Regions from separate parts of the Homo sapiens genome. Here all the other regions are linked to region 3. Evidence: chromatin loops called from intact Hi-C (ENCODE). Cell type or tissue: endothelial cell of umbilical vein. All regions are shown on one strand.

Region 1 (2,500 bases), 170 kb after region 3:
ATGCCTGGTAGTTGTGTGGTGTGACATTAGATCAATTAGCTTTCCCTGTACGCCATTACATCAAAGAGTGTCGCTGGACAGCTATTCTCAACATATGTTTTGTTTGTCTCTGAAAACACGTGTTCCATTTCTCCCTGGGCCATTCAGATTCATTTTGGGTGACTGTCTTGTCAGCCTGGGGCTGGGGAGAGGGGAGGACAGGCTTCATTTTGGCAGTGCTTCAAGCTTGGAGCAGCATCCTGCAGCCAGCACCATAAGCTGTATAATTTGTCCATGGAGGCCTATGCATTATAGAAATGAAAATTCCTTATCTGACAGCATTCATTGCTTAGCATGCAGCAATTTGGCTGTCAGAAACAGCTGGCCCTGCAGGGTGGGACAATAGAAAGGCGAGACCCGAGAGAGGCCAGTGCTTACTCAAGACTCCCACTGTGAGAGGATCAGGTTACTGAGACTGTCATTAACAACAGACTGCAAGGGGCTCTGGGCACAGCTTCCAGTGAGCAGGAGCCTGTGGCTCAGACAGTGAGTGATTTTCCCCTGTTTTGCTGAATGGAACAAAAATAAATAAATTAAAAATAAACCATTAACCTTTGCTGACACTCAGATGTTCAGTTCTGATTTTGTCTTCTACTGGGTGATGAGCATTTCTGGGGAAGTAAGTCCCTTCTAACCTAAGTATAGTTATTGGTGCATTGCAGAAAACTCAAAAAGGAGTGGGGCTGAGGGGCAGGATGGATTGCTTGACACCTGCATGTTGGAGGGCTGTAATTTTTAGGTTCTACTTACCTAGAAACAATGCTGAAAGGACCAGGATTGGAGACCTTATGAGGCAGGTTTAAACATGAAGTAGAAATGGGGTTGTGCGTTCTCCCCAGATGTACATACTTGGAAGAGCCATGCAGCAAGCAGAGGAGAGGAACAGAGGAGCTGTGTGGCTTGACCCTCCTCGGAATCTGCAGTGTGGCTGGCTCTGTGTGCTTCCTGTATTGATTCCATGACTCACGGAGCATGAGCTAAGCAGAAAGCACACTTAAACTACAGAGGAGACAGCTGTCTGTTACAGAAGGACATATTTTCTGGGTTTAATGGCGCCACATTTTTCCTAATAGTTTGTACACTGGGGATGTACTTACTAGTAATGTCTGCTAAAGGGTCTTTATTGTTTTTTCCTTTTTGAATAAAAAAGACATTCTTTAAAAAAATCACCTAAATATTATTCTTGACTTTTATTTCACAACAGGACTTCCCTTCTAGGAAAACAGTACCAATAAGCAACTTGTCACTATGGGTTGTTTTTTTTTCCCCCACCTCTTGATAGCAAGGGTCTATCGGAAGTTTAAAGCAATGCAGCGGGAAGTACCTTGCCTTTTTGAAGCGAATAGCGTTTCAGAGATATTGGGCGGCTCAAGGTTAGTTCTCCTGTTGGAATTCGTTTGTTGTTCAGTGCGACTGGAACTGTACTTTCTCCTGCTCTCCCTCTAAATCTGTTTCGCTTTTACATGATAGAGGCTGAAGTTCCCAGATGTTGTTTGGATTAAAGAGTGTGTGTGGGGAGGGGGGGAAAAGCTTTCTTGATGATAATAACAGAGTCAGACTGGCTGGTTCTGTACTGACAGGAAAATGGAGAGATAAAAACTCCATTAATGGTGTGTGCATTGCCTAAGTAGCCAATAAAACAATGCTGTCCTCACTGGAAGCCGGTCCCAGACTGGCAACGCTTCGTGCCAACTGCAGGAGACAACAGCTGCAAAGAGGGGCAGAGAATTCGAGTCAAGAGTCCACGTTCAATGACTGGCTTGCGGGGCAGTTCTTTTGTTCTCTACCTCCTCCTCTCCTCCTCCTCCTCCTTCTCCTCCTACTTTTGCCCATTTTCCTTGATGAGCCCCTCTTAATGCTCACTGTTCCAGAAATTGAACCACATCTGATTAAAACTTAATGGTTACTCACAGAATGAAGTTGGCTGGTAGTTTCCAAGCCTGTTTGTCTGGGTTGCTTTGAGTGTGTGACAATAGAAATTGTTATTTTGAATAAAATGTATCTGAGGGTTACAGTCCTTAAACTTTGACAGAACAGTCACTTATCACAGATGTACCGCTCTATTTTCCCTCAAATATCTTTAAATTTCCGTGCTCGAAATTAAATTAAAAAATTTAAAAGTTTTTTTTAAAAAAGCATCTCATTTTAGAAGATAATGGAAAATGGTAAAGGCTTGCCTTAGTCAGCTTTCATTCTATATGTACTTCCTGAACCCGTTCTCTGAGTGAAGCTCTCTTCTGTGACTGTGGGCCAGGTAAGGCTGTGCTCAGACGAGACCTGACTTTGGGAACTTACTGCCTCATGGTCAGGTAAATCCTTCGATCTCCAAAGGGAAAGAAAGACATGCTGTTTGAGTGATTTAGAAAAGCATCCCTGTAAATTCAAAAGAGAGATGAGCTGATTACCTAGCTCTGCCTCTGTTACATGTGAGTGTAAAATTTAAATTACTTTGACTTTTATT
Region 2 (2,500 bases), 230 kb after region 3:
GACCAGTAATATGGAAATGGGTAAGGCCTCTGTAGGGAAGAACAGGGCCTGATGACATAATGTCATGGAGAGGTCTGAACCCAGGGAGTGAATCAGTGAATGAATGTCTGAATAAGCGAGTAAATGAAGAGAGGAATGAATGGGTTCCTAGGCAGAAATTGTGATGTAAAAAAATCAGTGAGAAACCAGCAGTAGACACCCAGGATATATTAAAGACAGAGACCACAGATGGGTAATTTGGTTTTAGCTCAGGTAGCCCTTTCTCTTAAGGATAGTACAGTGTCTGTAAGGGCTTGATGGCGAAACATACCAAATCCAAGTTAATGAGAGTAATATCAAAGATTTGTACAGTACTTTATATTTTAAAAGCACTCTCACATTCATACATTAATGCAATTGATTCTCAGTGGAATTTTTTCAAATTCTAGTTGTGTCTAATTGAATGATGGTTAAAATGTCTGGGCCATTGGCCAGGCATTAGGAAGTGTTTTAGTTTTAATACTTCGTGAGTTGTGAGACTGTGTGGTCAGGATCAGGAGCTACTTGTTAGGATATTGGTTATGCTAATAATAAGTAAGCAGTGATCCTTACAACTAATTCCCCCTTTTCCCTCCAACTCCAGGAAAATCCTTCCCTGGAACACAGAATTTCCACTTGGAGGTTGGCCTCATTATTCTCTCTGTAGTGTTCGCAGTATGTCTTTTAGCCTGCCTGCTGGGAGTTGCTCTCCGAAAATTTAAAAGGCGCAACCAAGAACGCCTCAATCCCCGAGACGTGGAGTATGGCACTATCGAAGGGCTCATCACCACCAATGTTGGAGACAGCACTTTAGCAGTAAGTCATGACCCCACAGGAAATCCCAAGCATAAGGAAGGTGTCTGGAGACACGTTCTTATTTCGAGCATGAAACGCTAACCAGTAATGAGTGACTGAACAGTGTACACACATGCTGTTGGTTACTTATGTCCTAAACAAGCACATGCTGGCACCTGTGTAGTCTTCCCATATCAGAACAGCCATTTTAGATAGACATTTAAATAAGGGATGGGATTTATTTTAGTAGTGTTGGTAGTTAGTTACTTTTCTCTGAGGGGTAAAGCAAAAGAGACAGAGAATGGTTGCCTACAGTTTTGGAGGGTTGGAATTTGTGGTCTTCAGTTACTCTATTTTTAGCCATAAAAGTGCTCCTTTAAAAAGGCACCTTTTGCTGAATATTAAATATTAATTTCCTTTCTAGATTATTTCAGCATCCTGTAATTTAAGGCTTAAAAACTTGACATCCAAAAAAGCAGCTTTTAAATTTTGTATGCTCCTGTGGTGCCCTCTTGTGGAGTGCAGTCATTTGGTTAAACCGGTGTTGTCCAATAGAAACATGTGCATCACATGTAATTTAAAATTTTCAAGTAGCCACCTTAAAAACAAACACATGAAAAAACCCAAAAAGTTTCGTAAAAGTAGATTTAATTTTAACAGATATTCAACCAAATACATACCATCTTTGTCATTTCAACGTATAATCGATTAAAAAATTATTAATGTAAATTTTACATTCTTTTTGCTTTTGAAGTAAATTTTCAAAATCTTGTGTGTATTTTACACCTATAGCATATATCAATTCACACCAGCCACAGTTTACTTGCTCATGGCAATGTGTGGCTAGTGATTAACCCGCTGGACTGCACAGTGTTAGAAACTATTGTATTTATACATTAAAAAATTATTCTTTTGCATATTTTTAAATGATAAAATCACATTAAAAAATGACTATCTCCTTCTATTTACCTTTTAAAATTGCTTACCAAGTGTTCATTTTAAAGACGCTTTGAACTTTAAGTGGGGAAAGGGTATCACTTGCTCTAAATAGAAGGTTATCATAAAGTGCAAAAGAAAAAATAATAACATTCTGCATGGATATTATGCTGAGTCTGATGCCTACTCTGAAAAATTTGAGATTTGTGGGTGTTAAGTGAGTGCAAGAGACATGCCAATACCAATTTGAGACTCCTTGTCACAATCCGATTAATTGAAAGACAATCAAAGTAATAACTTTCTAATGTGATTCAGTTTTACTTAATGCCATTGCCCATGTGTATTTGAAATCATTTTGCAGTAAGTCTTGTTCTGCTAGACAGCAAGCTTCAAAGTGTCTGATAGTTCTGCAGTTACACTTGCCCTGCAGCTCCCCTTATGCTGGAGAAGACTTCCCCTCACCAGTGACCATCTGGGTAGCACAGATGCTACACCTGGACAATTGCAGGACCCACCTGTGGCAGGTTGTCACAGACATTTGGTAGTGCCTGATATGGGCTGGGAAACATCCCATTCTACTGCCTGCCCCATCCATCACTGGGCCACTTTTTGGTATGTAAAAGGGGGAAGTAACCTTCTGTAGCTTCCATTTACCTACTGTTTAAACTGTGGTACAGTGGAACTGGGGAAAGAGAATGCAGTATAAGGACATTTCATTTCAAAAAGTAGAGAAATACAATTTTTTTTGTTA
Region 3 (2,500 bases):
GAACCTTGTGGTTTCTTCAGCTCCAGGAAATAGCAAACACACCCCTATCCCCACCCCACTACCATTTACACCTACCCTAGGATCTTCTATTCAATTAGAAAATCTTTCATTTATCGAGCAAATATTTGTTGAGTGATGTGCCAGGCATAGACAGGAGAGGAAAGGAGGAAGTCTGTTTGTTTCAATTAGCCAAGTTGGTTTATTCATCTCTTCCTTCTTTAAACAAATGGCTCCTTCCCTCCCTCCCTCCCTCCAGACAAGTGTTCTGTGTGAAAACTTGATCTTTTCACATGACCCTACATCCTCCTCCACAGTGATTGGTTCCCTTCAGTGGTGGACAACTTACCCAAGCTGAGCCTAGCTCCCTTGACCATTGCAATTGATCAAAGGGTGGTCATGTGGCCCAAAACAAGCCAATCAGACTTCTTCCCTAGCTTTTTTTCAAAACTTTATGGGAAAGGAGGGCTCCTTCTCTCCAGTTAGAGAGCCATGAGCCCAGATGTGAGCCTGGAAACTGTAAAGAGCCAGAAAAGAAGCAGAGGGGAAAAAGACAATGAGCAAAACACTCAGAGACGCAGGAGGGAGAAAGAGTCCTGCTGGCATTCAGAACCCTGTGTCAGGTCTTTCTGAATCACCCATTTCCTCTGTCCTTCTGGCTGTCTGGTTACCTGAGTCATTACCTTCGCATTCTTCTGAAGCTATTTCCTATTGTATTTCTGCCGTGTGAAACCAAAGGGTGTTCCCCAGCACAAGGGTTTGGAATTGCAGCGCTCTGTATGAGCTCTGGTAAGCCTCCTTGGCCTAGTGAAGCAGACAGGTGCCAGATCAGAAGCTTTATTAAGATAATGAGGGAGGAGGCCGGGCACTGTGGCTCACACCTGTAATCCCAACACTTTGGGAGGTCGAGGTGGGTGGATCATTTGAGTCAGGAGTTCGAGACCAGCCTGGCCAACATGGAGAAACCCCGTCTCTACTAAAAATACAAAAATCAGCTGGGCATGGAGGCGTGCACCTGTAGTCCCAGCTACTAGGGAGGCTAAGGCACCAGAATCACTTGAACCCAGGAGGCAGAGATTGCAGTGAGCCCAGATTGTGCCACTGCACTCCAGCCTGGGTGACAGAGCGAGACTCTGTCTCAAAAAAAAAAAAAAAAAAAAGAAAAAGAGGGAGCTAATGATGCTCTCATTGGAGGGAACTCATTGTATTACCTTTTACCTATTAATATAACTGTGCCTTCACTTAACATTAATGCAAACAATCCTTGTTGAATACCTGCCCTGTATTTCCCTCACCAGTTTTTGGCCTTTTAAATTGAATTCATGCATACCCGTTCTTCTTTCCTGCTTAATTTGATTCAGCCTACTAGGAAAGGTAAAAGGGAGGATTCCACTTATGCCCGTAACTGTGAAAATGCAACATATCTTTAGTGGAAAATTTACAAACAACCACAAGATGGGGCTGTTATGCAAGGAAGTAAAAGTTAATGGTTGGCGGGAAGAGGATGCAACAGTTTCCAGCATCCAGGATAGGATATTTAAATCTTTCCTCACTAGAAAATAAGGAAAGGAAAATATTTTAAGAACATATATTCATAAAATCAAAGCACTACTTATAACAAATTCAGGGATTACTCTTTTTAACAATCTAGTGTTCCTTTTTGGGAAAGTGATACATAATTATTATAGTAGATATTTTCCGCCTATATCAAGGTTGATTGCTTGTCTTTCTTCCGGGTTTTCTTCATCCTCATTCTTCTGTCGCTTTCGATGAAAAGCCATAACATAAAACCAAAATACATGCATTAATTTATTAATTTATTTACAGACTTCTATGTCCTCTGTATTCAATTTCAAAGACAAAGAAATAGCATTTGATATATTTGATTAACATACTCGTTTCCTGGTGTCTTCCACCTCAATCTAAATTAAATCACTTTGACCTCATTTTTCCCCCCTTGGGTTTGCAGTTTGAAGATCTGGAAAATTCTTGATTAATAGCAATAATGTAAGGTAGCCACGTTTTTAGAAAATCCAAAAGAAGCAAGAGGAAAGTAACCCTGCATAGCCCTTTGCCTTACGAGAGACTACAGCATTTGCTGGGGCAAGATGACCACAGAAGGCAGCCCGCAGGAGAATGCCCATTCACCCTGGAGCTGTGCAAAGCAAGAAGTCTGCAGGTAGATGCAGGGGAAGCCACAAAGAGGAAGCATTCCTGTTCCTTCTAGGGCACAGTCCAGTCTGCGTTGCGCTAACTCAAAACTGGGAGCCTTCTGTTGAGAAATGGGAAACCTAAAAATAGACCTGCAGAAAGTACTTTGACCTTGGCTTGAAAGTCAGCCCAGTGCTATGACAAGAAAAGCCTTTTCCATGAAGATTATGTTCTTAAAAGCCATATTTCATCTGCACACAGACTCCCAGTAAAACCACACTCAGAAAATGTGCGTCTTGGCTATCCTTCAACTGTAAAATCATTATGTTTGGCTCTGGTTATTCTGGACATT

The links. A loop is a pair of places that touch in the nucleus more often than their neighbours do. Peaks named below come from ENCODE experiments on the same cell type or tissue, not always from the same donor. Only the 100,000 strongest peaks of a DNase experiment are listed, where the experiment ranks them.
Region 1: it touches region 3 in a loop (8-fold over the local background); 2 of 110 quality-filtered maps call a loop at or near these places.
Region 2: it touches region 3 in a loop (24-fold over the local background); 104 of 110 quality-filtered maps call a loop at or near these places.

What each region holds. Positions count from the first base shown.
Region 1 is chr2:157,837,153-157,839,652 of GRCh38, reverse strand. The region is part of intron 1 of ACVR1 (activin A receptor type 1); the gene reads left to right. Among named protein-coding and RNA genes, the nearest start is that of ACVR1, 38 kb to the left of the region's middle. RefSeq lists an enhancer at 309-1,508. In endothelial cell of umbilical vein, no CTCF peak of the experiment used is centred here; DNase peaks (open chromatin) are centred at 442, 992 and 1,512; H3K4me3 peaks cover 653 bases; H3K27ac peaks cover 2,317 bases.
Region 2 is chr2:157,776,465-157,778,964 of GRCh38, reverse strand. ACVR1 (activin A receptor type 1) reads left to right here. Exons shown (of 11, transcript NM_001111067.4): 5 at 623-834. Among named protein-coding and RNA genes, the nearest start is that of ACVR1, 99 kb to the left of the region's middle. In endothelial cell of umbilical vein, a CTCF peak has its summit at 1,310 (motif pointing left); a DNase peak (open chromatin) is centred at 1,324.
Region 3 is chr2:158,009,421-158,011,920 of GRCh38, reverse strand. It overlaps a transcript of UPP2 not described here. Among named protein-coding and RNA genes, the nearest start is that of UPP2, 91 kb to the left of the region's middle. In endothelial cell of umbilical vein, a CTCF peak has its summit at 1,433 (motif pointing right); a DNase peak (open chromatin) is centred at 300; H3K27ac peaks cover 277 bases.